Linked DNA regions of Homo sapiens: region 1 is linked to region 2. Evidence: read pairs that join two places in POLR2A ChIA-PET (ENCODE). Cell type or tissue: B cell. All regions are shown on one strand. Links, peaks and the distances in the headings refer to the core of each region. The heading gives the core; the rest is flanking DNA.

The links. Peaks named below come from ENCODE experiments on the same cell type or tissue, not always from the same donor. Only the 100,000 strongest peaks of a DNase experiment are listed, where the experiment ranks them.
Region 1: POLR2A ChIA-PET joins it to region 2 with 12 read pairs; 8 of 35 experiments call an interaction of 5 or more read pairs at or near these places.

What each region holds. Positions count from the first base shown.
Region 1 is chr2:136,367,234-136,375,208 of GRCh38, reverse strand. No RefSeq gene overlaps it. Among named protein-coding and RNA genes, the nearest start is that of CXCR4, 250 kb to the right of the region's middle. In B cell, for the core only: no CTCF peak of the experiment used is centred there; no DNase peak of the experiment used is centred there.
Region 2 is chr2:135,978,668-135,983,667 of GRCh38, reverse strand. It overlaps DARS1 (aspartyl-tRNA synthetase 1), which reads left to right. Exons shown (of 16, transcript NM_001349.4): 2 at 214-271; 3 at 4,302-4,394. Among named protein-coding and RNA genes, the nearest start is that of DARS1-AS1, 4.0 kb to the left of the region's middle. In B cell, for the core only: no CTCF peak of the experiment used is centred there; a DNase peak (open chromatin) is centred at 2,777; H3K4me3 peaks cover 335 bases; H3K27ac peaks cover 2,658 bases.

The sequences.
Region 1 (7,975 bases), core at 1,149-6,148, 390 kb before region 2:
GACTCTTTGTAATGCTTCCCCTCACCTCCCTCAACGACATCCCCATACGACATCTCATCTGCTTTCCCTCATTCTAGATTAGGTTGCAATTTCTAGATTTGTATTTAATGAAATCATGTAGCATGTACTCTTTTTTTTGGTCTGTCTTCTTTCATATTCAGCATAATTATTTTGACATTCATCCATCTGTCTGTGTGTCAATAGTTCATTTCTTTTTTACTGTCGAGTGGGGTATTCTGGTATATGGATGGACCCCATTTGGTTTATTCATTCACCTGTTGGTAGACATTTGGGCTGTTTCCAGTTTGCAGCTATTACATATAAAGCATCTATGAATATTCATGTACAAGTCTCTTTGTGGTTATATATTTCCTTTCCTCTTGGGCACATATCTAGGAGTGAAGTGGGTGGATATATGATAGGAGTGTGCTTAATTTTTTAAGAAACTGCCAAACTATTTTACCAAGTGATTGTTCCATTTTACATTGCCACCAACAATGCATGAGGGCTGCAGTCCACATCCTAGCCAACCCTTGATATGATCGATCTTTTTAATTTTAGCCACTCAAATAGATCGGTGGTGATATTTTATTGTGGTTTTAAGTTGCATTTTCCTAATGATGAATGTTGAACATCTTTTCAATGTGCTTATTAGCCATCTATATATCTTCTTTGCTGAAATGACTCTTCAAATCTTTTGCCTATTTTTTAATTGGGTATTTGTTTTTTGAGTGTTCTTTATAGATTTTTGACACAAGTCCTTTATGAGATATGTAGCTTACAAATATTTTCTCCCAGTCCGTGGGTTGTCTTTTTATTCTTTTGGCAGTGTATTTTAAAGAATAAAAGTTTTTAATTGTGATGAAGTTCAATTCCTCAACATTCTCTTTTACAGATTGTTATCATTCTTAATTCTCTAGTGGCTTCTACACACCTCGTCTGTGAGCCCCTCCAGGGTAAAGACCACAAGATTCCTCCATCTCTGTATTCCCAACACCATGGCTTAGCACTTAGAAGACACTGAAATTATAGTTCTTCTGGCTGCATTATTGCTCCTGGCTACCATGGGAAGGCCACAAAGAAATCTCCACATGGGGCCTGAACCTCCTGGCATTGCTGTGTAATAATTGTTCCTTTATATGGGAATAGAGGGTTTTAATCAATGTCACCATTTTTCTTAAGCAAGGAACACCTACTAAGGCCTCTGCATATTTCCCCATAATATATCTCTGTATTTGCACAGAGGGAGAATGAATAACATAGAAAAATCCTCCCCTGGAGGCACTCCATTTGGAAATTCTGCTTGTTTTTTCTTTTGATCAGGGAGAGCCCATTGTTTCTGGAATAAGCAAAGAAAAATCTTATAACAGGGTCTCCCCATAAGCAGAAATCAAAGAGGACTTCTCCAGGAAACAAATCCAAGTAAATTTCACCATGGGCCTGCTATTTTTTGCCCCAGGAAAGGGGTTTTAAGAAGGTGATAGGCCGGGCGCAGTGGCTCATGCCTGTAATCCCAGCACTTTGGGAGGCCGAGGTGGGTGAATCACCTGAAGTCAGGAGTTCAAGACCAGCCTGGCCAACATGGTGAAGCTGCATCTCTACTAAAATTACAAAAATAGCCAGGCATGGTGGCAGGCGCCTGTAATCCCAGCTACTCAGGAGGCTGAGGCAGGAGAGTCTCTTGAACCCAGGAGGCAGAGGTTGCACTGAACCTAGACCATGCCATGGCACTCCAGCCTGGGTGACAAGAGCGAAACTCTGTCTCCAAAAAAAAAGAAGAACATAAGATGTCTCTTCCATATATGAGAACCACAGCTCAGTTTCCCTCCAGTGGCCCCCCTATAGGCTGCTAGCCCCCACCAGGGTCTTCTACCCAGCACCAACCCAGGAACAATTCTGGCTCATTCTGGCTGACAGCAATGAAGCACCTATCTAAATACTGTTGAGATGTTGAATTCAGTAGAAAATGAACAGTCAAAACGTTTTGACAGGTGTTTGCCTTGTGATGTCCTGAAACATTCATCTTTCACAATTAAAAGACTCTAAGGATGAATTCCAGTTCCTGAAATATGGAACACTGAGATGAAGACCAATGACAACTGTGAAAGTTCTTTCTCCCAAAACCAAGAATTCTTCACAAAATATAACTTTAAAAATATTTTAAATATATGATTAGGCTCACAATAAAAATAAAGTAGAAATTTCCAGGTGCCAAAGAGAAGCATAAAACCAGAGTGGCAACTTAGGAGCTGATAATATAGTTACCAGAAGGGAAATAATACGACGACTTGGTTTTTAAAAGTATAAGAGACAAGATATTGGGCCAATGCAAGGAGGAGAGTTGGAATTGAGAACCCTCAAACTGGAACTCTCAAAAATTGATACCCTCTCAGAAAAGACAGACTGGAACAAAATCTGTCAGCACAGATAAACAAGGAGTCTTATCTGTCTGTGCCTGTGTTCTAGATGAGCAAAAATGTCTCCCTTGGGAATTAGAAACCCCCAAATGACCTGGGGTTCAAATTTACTCACCTTTTCTAGGAATTCTTCATTGAGAGATTAGCATAAAAATTTTTTCTAGGCCAGTGATAATTCTGATCAGCTGGAAAAAGCAAAACCATTAATGCCAAAAGAAATTCATGGAAGAAAAATGTTAACCTCACAATTAAAAATTTCAAAATCCACAAGGAGAAATCTACCATAGACAAAAGGTAGAATACACTATAAATGCAAGATTAGACTCTCAACAACTTGAGGTAATAGAATTACAAACTGAAACTTGGTAATAGTTAAAATAATTAAATAGCTAATAAATAAAAAGAAAGCTGTAGGAAAATACAATAACAGACAGCCTGTAGAAATTTTGAAGACCATGATTAACACAGTTGATCTAATAGATATATCAAAATCCCTGTACCTAAGAATTAGAGAATACATAGTATTACAATTCAGTCAACTTAACAAATGTCAAACAACAAATATCACATAGCCATGCTTTCTGATCATAATACAATAAAAATTAAAATATTCTACAAAAAAGGCAACCCTCCAAACTCCCATGTGTTTGGAAATAATTTATGAGTCAATAAATTTTAATGATTAGAAAATAATTTGCATTGAAAGGAAATAAAAATAGCATATGTCAAACTTCAGGTAATAGAGCATAGGCATCACTTAGAGGAAATTGTATAGAATGCATATATAACTGAAGAAAGTCCAAGAATTAGTGAGCTAACTATCCAACTCAAAAAGTTGAGAAAAGAGGAACAAAGTAAACCCCCCACCCATCAAAAAATGAATAAATGAAATTATAAAGATGAGTAGAGAAATAAATAATAAAAGAGAAAAGAGAAACAGAAAAAGTCAACAAAACCAAAAGCATTTGTTTGGAAAAAAGCTAAGTAAATTTCACAAACTTCTGACAAAGATTAAGATCGATTTAAAAATTACACACACACAAACCACCACCAATGAAGAAATATAAGAACCTAATTTCAAATGCAGCGGAGATTTTCAGAAATTATAAGAAAATACTATGAATAACAATTATGAACATTTGAACACTTAGATTGAAGGTACAATATTCCAGAAAAGGTATAATATTCTAGAAAAATATGTTATCAAAACTGTCCAAGAATATGTATGAAATTTAGATAGGTCTATTATTAAAGGAAGTAAAACAGTACTTTAAAATATATTCACATACAAGCAGAGAGGCTCACGTGCACACACATGCACAAATATACTCATCAAAAAACCCAAACAAATTATTCCATGGGTATATTCTAACAAACATAAAAAATACATATTTTCAATCTCATTCAAATTGCTTCAAAGAAGAGAAAAAGAGAATGTTCCCTACTCATTTTATGAGAGCAGTATGTCCTTGATGTCAAAACCAGACAGGATGGTATAAAAATCGAAAACCATAGGCCAATCTCACAAACACAGGAACACATAAAAACTTCATAAACTATTCACAAAATAAGCTAAGCAATGTACCAAAAAATCCCGACTGTAGGTTTTATCCTAGAAAGGTTTATTGCTAGGAAATCTATTCATATAATCTGTACAATAAATTTTTTTAAAAAAAAACATATAGAAGTAAAGAAAAGCATTTGATGAAATTAAACTCTCATTCTTGAGTTTTTCTTCTTTCCAGCTTTACTGAGGTATAATTCACAAATAAAATTGTATATCTTTAAGTAGTACATTATGATGTTTTGATATAAGTAAACATTGTGAAATGATCACCACAATCAAGTTAACATATCCATCACTTCACATAGTTACCATTTTTTATAAATAGTGAAAACACTTAAGATCTCTCAGCAAATTTTAAGTATATAATATAGTATTAACCATAGTCATCATGCTACACCTTAGATCCCCAGAATTTTATCATATAACTGAAAGTTTGTATCTTTTGACAGACATCTCCCCATTTCTTTCTCCCCTCTCCCTACTCCCTGACAACCACCAGTCTGTTTCTATGAGTTCAACTTTTTTAGATTCCACATATAAGTGTAATCATGCAGTATCTGCCTTTGTCTGACTTATTTCAGTTAGAATAAAGCCGTCAAGCTCATGCACATTGCCGCATATGGAAGAATTTCCCTCTTTAAGGCTGAACAATACTGCATTGTACATGTACCGTATCTCTTTATTTAGATTGTTTCTGTGTCTTGGTTACTGTAACTAATGAACATAGGAGTACAGGTATCTCTTCAAGAGGTCTTATTTTGTTTCCTTTGGATATATACCCAAAAGCGGAATTGCTAGATTATATGGTAGTTCTATTTTTAATTTTTTGAGGAACCTCCATACCATTTTCCATAATGGCTGAATCAATTTGGATGCCCATCAACAGTGCACAAGGGGTTCCCTTTCTCCCCATCCTCACCAACACTTCTCTCTTATCTTTTTGGTAACAGCCATCTTAGACGGTGTGAGGTGATATCTCTTTGTGGTTTTGATTTGCATTTCCCTGATGGTTAGTGATGGTGAGCACCTTTCCAGATACCTGCCAGTCATTTGTATGTCTTCTTTGGAAATATGTTTATTTAGGTCTTTTGTTGAGTTTTTAATTGGATTTTTTTGTTTCCTTGCTATTGAGTTGTGTGGGCTTCTTACATATTTAGTATGTTAATCTCTTTCCAGATATACGGTTTGCATTTATTTTCTATTATATAAGTTACCTTTCATTTTGTTGGTTTTTGTTTTTTGTGTTGTTCATTGGTTTGTTGCTATCCAGACACTTTAGTTTTCTGTAGTTGCACTTGTTTATTTTCATTTTTGTTGCCTGTGCTTTTAGTGCTATATTCAAAAAATCTTTGCCAAGCCCAAGCCCAATGTCAATGAGCTTTTTTCCTGTTTTCTTCTAGGAGTTTTACTAAGTATTACATTTAATGTGTAATTCATTCTGAGTTAATTTATGTAAGTGGTATAAGATAGAGGTCCAGCTTCATTCTTTTGCATGTGGATATCCAGCTTTCCCAATACCACTTATTGAAGAGACTGCCCTTTCCCTATCATATTATTAGCACCCTCGTCAAATGTTAGACTATATATGTTTGAGTTTATTTCTGGCCTCTCTGTTCTGTTCCATTAGCCTCTGTGTCTGTTTTTATGCCACTGCCATACTGCTTTGATTACTATTGTTTTATAATTTAGCTTGAGATCAGGAAGTGTAATGCCTCTAGCTTTGTTCTTCTCTTTGTTGTTCTTAAATAGCTTTGGCTATTTAAGGTCTTTTGTAGTTCTTTACAAATTTTAGGATTTTTTTGTTTCTGTGGAAGATGTTACTGGAGTTTTTATAGAGATTGTATTGAATCTATAAATCACTTTAGATAGTCTAGTATGGACATTTTAACAATATTAATTCTTCTAATTGATGAACATAGGATATCTTTCATTTGTGGTTTTTTTCCTATTTCTTTCATCAATGTCATATAGTTTCTAATGTACAGATCTTTCACTGACTTGGTTAAATTTAATCCTAAGTATTTTATTAGTTTTTATGCTATTATAAGTGGGATTGTTTGTTTTCTTAATTTCTTACTCAGATCATTGTTAGTGTATAAAAATGCTACTGGTTTTTTATATGTTGATTTTGTAACCTACAAATTTACTGATTTATTAGTTCTTTTAGGGTTAATATATTTATAAGATTATATCAGCAAACAGGCACTTTTACTTTCTTTCTGATTTGAATTTCTTTTTATCTTTTTCTTGCCTAATTGCTCTGACTAGGGCTTGCACTACTATGTTGAATATAAATGATGAGAGGAAGAACCTTTTGGTTCCTGATCTTTGAAGACTTTTCAGCTTTTCACCTTTTAATATATTAGCTGGAAGCTTGTCATGTATGGCCTTTGTTATGTCGAAGTACATTCTTTCTATACCCAATTTACAGAGCATTTATGTCATGAAAGGGTGTTGAATGCTTTTTCTGCATCTATTGAGAGGATCATATGATTTTATCATTCATTCTATTAATGTGATATATCACATTTATTGATTTATATGTGTTGCAACATCCTTGCATCTCAGGAATAAATTCTACTTGCATGGTATTATCCCTTTAATATACAGTTGAATTTGATTTGCTAATATTTTGAAGATTTTTACATCCTTTATTAAGGATGTTGGCCTGTAATTTTCTTGTGTCCTTGTTTGGCTTTTGTATCAAGGTAATACTGGTCTCATAGAATGAGTTTAGAGGTGTGCCCTCCACTTCAATTTTTTGGAAGAGTTTAATAAGGGTTGGCATTAATTCTTAAGTGTTTGATAGAATTTGTCCATGAAGCCATCTGGTCCTGGACTTTTTTTTGTTGACAGATTTATTACTGATTCAATATCCTTGTTATTGGTGTCTATATTTTTTATTTTTCATGATTTAGTCTTGGTAGATTGTTTCTAGGAATTTATCTATTTTTCTAGATTATCCAATTTGTTGGTACTGTTAATAGACCCTTTGTATTATTGTGATATCAGTTGTACTACCTTCTTTTGCATTTACGATTTGAGACTCCTTTTTCATGGTTAGTCTAGCTAAACGTTTGTCAATTTCTTTATCGTAAAAAAACACCAATTCTTGGTTTCATTTTTTTAATTGTTTTCTAGTTCCTATTTCACTTATTTCTGTTCTGATCTTTATTATTTCTGTCTTTCTGCCAACTTTGGGCTTAGTTTGTTCTTTTTCTAGTTCCTGAGATATCAAGTTAGGTTGTTTATTTTAGATCTTTTCTTCATGTAGACATTTATTGCTATAAACAGTCCCCTTAGAACTGCTTTAGCTGCATCTCATGATATTTGGTATGTTCTGTTTTCATTTTACTTTATCTCAAGATTTTTTAAAAATTTCCCCTTTGATTATTTGACCCATTGTTTGTTCAGGAGTGTGTTGTTCAATTTCTATGTATTTGTGAATTTTCCAGCTTTCCTTCTGTTGTCAATTTATATTTTCATACCATTATGGTTGAAAAATATACTTTACATACTTCTTGAATTTTTAAGTCTTGTTCAGTAACCTAACATTCTGCAGAATGTTCCATATGTGCTTGAGAAGATGGTCTATTCTGCTGCTGTTGCTGACATGTTATGTATATGTCTGGTGTGTCTATTTGGTCTACAGTGTTGTTCAAGTCTTCTGTTTGCTTATTGACTTTCTGTCTGGATGACTTATCTATTGATGAGTATTAAAGTCTTCTGCTATTACTGTATTGCTGCTTGTTTCTCCTTTCAGTTCTGTTAATATTTCCTTTGATATTTAGTTGCTAACAGCCATTTCTGTTAGGGGAACTAGAGCCAGGGACCTCCTATTTCACCATCTTACTAACGTCACTTCCAGAAAAAAAAAAACTGTTAATAGAAAGAACAGATCACACCTGTAATCCCAGCACTTTGGGAGGCTGAGGCAGGTGGATCATGAGATCAGGAGATAGAGACCATTCTGGCTAACAAGGTGAAACCC
Region 2 (5,000 bases), core at 1-5,000:
CAAACTAACCAGAAACAGTACTTTTCTGTTTTCTGTAGAGTACATATGTAAATGAATGAGAGATTTCCACATTATGAAACTACTGACTTTCTGAATTAATAAAATGATCCTGAAAGTTAAATTCATTTTTATATTCTATTATTAGTATTTATGTGTTTACTGTGCTCTTAGTGTTTACATAAAAAGTCACGATGCAAAAAACTTTTTTTGTAGGATTATGCTAAAGAGAGATATGGAATATCTTCAATGATACAATCACAAGAAAAACCAGGTTAGTAGCTATGTGACAGTAAATAAAGCTTTTTTGCTTTCTAATTCCAGGAAAGCTCTAAATGAAATTTTAAGTAAGGTTGGCATAAATCTGAAGGTATAATTCTGAAAAGCTTAAATGACATTAATAATCCAAGTAGATGTCATAACCCTGTGTAAACATTGTCAGTTTAGGGTTCCAACTCTAGAAAAGGAAAAAAAATGTTATTAGGTATTGTAGGTTAAATGGTATGTTTTAAATGGTAGATTATATTTTTTAAATATTCCTAAATTATTAGGTAAGATTCAACCGTTGTCTAGGAGATAGGAGAGTGGCTAATAACTGCCTTCATCACATGTAGCCTTTTTGCATGCTTTAATAAAGCTACCTCTTTTACTTCCCCCAACCCCCACAACTTTACTTCTCTGACTGTTTTTAGCTATTATTTATTCCTATTTTGCTTGACTCTTCCCAAACATTTATATTTTCACTTATTCTCTACAGCATCCTTGAAAACTAAGGAACCAAAGTTGAAAGATAAGAAACTTGACTTACACAGAGTCTGCCAGACTTGGGATTAGAACCAAAGGCCATCTGACCCTAGAGTCCATGGGTCCTTCCATCTTACATCTTCTCTGGCTTCTTTGGCAGTACTATGATTTGAGTTTTAAAGCCTCCACCCCCACTCCATTTTGTTTACTCGTAGCTTTAGTGTCTGGGAATGAAATGAATTATTCTTAGACCCCAGTCTATCTTTTCTTATAACCGCTCTTTTTTGTTAGTGTATGTTGGCATCTTTATATTTCTTTTTTTTTTTTTTGGGAGACAGAGGCTCGCTCTGTCGCCCAGGCTGGAGTGCAGTGGCATGATCTCGGCTCACTTCAACTTCCGCCTCCCAAGTTCCTACAATTCTCCTGCCTCAGCCTCCTGAGCAGCTGGGACTACAGGCGCACACCGCCACGCCTCACTTTTTTTTTGTATTTTAGTAGAGATGGGGTTTCACTGTGTTGCCCAGGCTGATCTCGAACTCCTGAACTCAAGGCAATCCACCCACCTCGGCCTCCCAAAGTGCTAGGATTACAGGTGTGAGCCACCGCACCCGGCCTTATATTTCTTTGAAATTGACCTGACTCATGTTGTTTCTCTCAGACCTGTAGATTTTTTATTTATAAATGTTTGCCTTTCTTTTACTTCTATTCTATATATGTAATTTCAACAGATTTGTCTTACTTAACTATTTGACAGTAATTTTTCTTTTGGTAGACACTTCAAATTACGTCTCTCACTCTTTGGTGCAGTAATTGTAGACGTTTACATTCTTGCCCATTGGAAGCACTGCTTCCAGTTTAGAGGGCTGCCTATGAATATTATGCTTTGGAAATAAAACACCTCTAGGTTAATTTTATTGTTATATTTGATTTGCCACATGATCACAAAATCACTTTTCTTTCCCAGGCTTGTTGGGAAAGAATACAATAAAAGACCAAAATTCAGAGACTGAGTTGGGAGGATCACTTGAGCCCAGGAATTTGAAACTAGCCTGGGAAACATAGTGAGACCCCATCTCTACAGAAAGTAAAAAAATTAGCTAGGCGTGGTGGCATACACCTTTTATCCCAGCTACTCAGGAGGCTGATGGGAGGATCACTTGAGCCTGTGAGGTCAAGGCTGCGGTGAGCCACGATCACACCACTGGACTTCAGCCTGGGCAACAGAGTGAGACCCTGTCAAAAAAAAAAAAAAGCCAAAATTTCTGAAAATCATTTCCAAAACATAAAGATGAAATAAAGTAATTGAGTACAGGTTGAGTATCCCTTAGCCAAAATGCTTGAGACCACAAAAGTGTTTTGGACTTTATTTTTTTGGACTTTGGAATATTTGCATTATATTTACCACTTGAGCATCCCTAATCTGAAAATCCAAAATCCTCCGATGAGCATCTCCTTTGACCATCATGTCAGCACTCAAAAAGTTTTGGATTTGGGAGCATTCCGGGTTTTCGGGTTAGGAATGCTCAACCTATGTAAAATAGACTATGAGCAATAGAGTATAGGGGATGATATTCCTCTGCCAGGGCAAGCAGGAGGAGACACTTGAGACTTTGTTTTCAGGTTAGGTGTCTTTCTCAACTGTACTTCCTTGAGCTGTAACACAAAGAAGCTCACTGGAGTTTAGGTCTTTAACATAGGCCCAAAGCAGCCATTAACATAATTGCTGTTGTTCTTTTGCTGGCAAATCCACAGACAGTTGCGTTCTTCCACTTAGAGAGAAAGATAACCTATGTATGTAAAATTCGGCCTTTGGTTTTACCTCTGCAAAAATGCCAATTCTTTGCTCAAGGTGGTTTCCTTTCTCATCTGCTTCCATTTCTCTGCATTAATCACTCTGATGCCCATGACTCTTAAAAGTGCAGTTTTCAAACTGAAATCCTACTACCTTGGTTGTTACTGGTTAGCCAGTCATAGTGATGTGAGTATGGCATGGGCTTCGGGTATGTTCGGGTGTATTAAAGGTTGAGAACCCCTATGCTAGTTAATTGCCATGCCACAAGAAAGAAGAGCCATTACCCTTTTTCTTCTCCAAAGTGCTAGTAAAATTATCCTAATTATCGCATATCTCTTAGACTTCTGCTTTTCTGTTTTGTGTGGTTTTGAGTTGTGATTGCTTGGTTAGCCATTGCTTTTTCAGTCTTGGCATTTTCAAATCTGCCTTTTAAAATCTTCTGCTGATGTGTCTGTCTTTTCTCTTTCACGCTTTCTTTTGCCTGAGTTTACACAGCAGACTTGGAAGTTGGCTTAACTCATAAAGTCTGTTGGCAGTGTTTTGCAGAAATCCTCTTGTGATGCCAGTGGCTTTAAAATTCCTCTTTCATTCTCTTTGCTTTTGGCTATGAGAACCGTGTTATTTATTCTCCTGTAAATCAGATTCTCTCTGCAGCTGCATCTTTTCTTCAATAGGCAAATTATAAATACATTTAGAAAAATTCGGTAAGACATACAGTATTTATAATTTGACTTTATGTCTCAAAAGGTATTCTCGATATTGTAATGTCATGTCTATTGCTATGTTTAATTTAACTAATACTTAAATGTTTTTCTCTAATCAAATGATTGCATTTAGAAGAGTAGCAAAAATGATTGTTGAATGTTGCGTTGTATACACATCTTTACATAACAGTTGTTTTGTAGCTGTTTTCCTGTTTAGGAACTCTAGATGAATGTAGTATTTTGTTTAGTATTAGGAGCATAATAGTTGGGGCTCACTTACAGCCAAAAGGCTCGATAGGGAAATGTATGAGATGACATCAAGCATGATTGGATCTTGGGGCTCAGGAAGCATCTACAGGCCTTTCTCTCTCCAGCTTTTGGCTCTGTTTCCTTTAGGATATTGGCCTCCTTCTCGAATCCTGCAAACATAGCAGGAAAGGTGAAAGCTGCAGCCCTGGGCCTGCACCATGTCAGCGCAGCAATCCCAGGAAAGAGAGCTTCATTCCCAGCATCTGTATATTTAGTCCCAGAGAAAGACTTGCATTAGCTCAGTTAGAGTCACTGCATCCTGGGGAATAGGATACTGCGACTGTTCAGACTTGGTAGAGACTAGCTGACTTAGGTACTGTGGCAGGCAGGCAAAAGTTCCATGTCCTAGGCAGGATAGGCTGTGTTTGGCCTTACAAGTCATTGAAGTGTTCAGATTTGCATTTTGAAACTGTCTGACTTCAAAGGAGACTGAATTAGAAGGGGACACAGGGATTGCAGTTAGGAAGCTATTGCTGTAGTTCAGGTGGGAGACAATAGCTTGGTTTAGTATGGCGGCAGTGAAGATGGTAGAGAAATAGACGGATTTTAAAAATATGTTTAGAAAGCACAGTTCACAAAACTTGAGGCAAATTGCACATGGAACATGATAGAGAAGACAGTGTTGTCAAAGATTGAGAATTATTCAGGATGGTTCCAAGTACTTATGCTAGCTGTCAAAAATAATTATGATCTCTTTGTAAATTCTGAATTTAAAAATTATTTTACTATATAAAAATCGTTTACTGTTATTACAGATCGAGTTTTGGTTCGGGTTAGAGACTTGACAATACAAAAAGCTGATGAAGTTGTTTGGGTACGTGCAAGAGTTCATACAAGCAGAGCTAAAGGTAGGATTGGTTTCATTATTAAAGCTCTTTCGGTAAGGACTCCGAATTTTTTGTCTTACATATTCCTCACAGACCAAAGTAAATCTTTAAAAACAAAACAAAAACATGTAACTTTTCTTTCTTAAAAGTCACTGTAAAGTATTAACCCATGGTTAATCAATTTTAGATTCCTGTAAAACATCCTTACAAATAATTTGACCCTAAAGACTGATGAAATCTAAGACTTCAAGCTACTTTTCTAGCATCGCTCTAAAGTTTAATTATTTTCAGCTGGAGAAGGAGTAGCTAAAAAAAAAAAAAAATTGAAAAAAAAGAGTAAACTTTAATTATTTAAGTGAAGAGTGTTTTTGAGAAACTTCCCGTTTGTTAATATTTTTATATTTGTAATTATCTAGATGAGGAGAGAAGTGAACAAAAGATAAGACTGGGCAATTCAATACAGTAACCACTGACCACATGCAGCTATTTACATTTAAATTCAGTAATTCCGTCACACTAGCTGTATTTCAAGAGCTTAATGACCACATGTGGCTAACGGCTCCCATTTTGGACAGACAGCACAAATACAGAATATTCTCATCATAGAAAGTTCTTTCAGACAGTGCT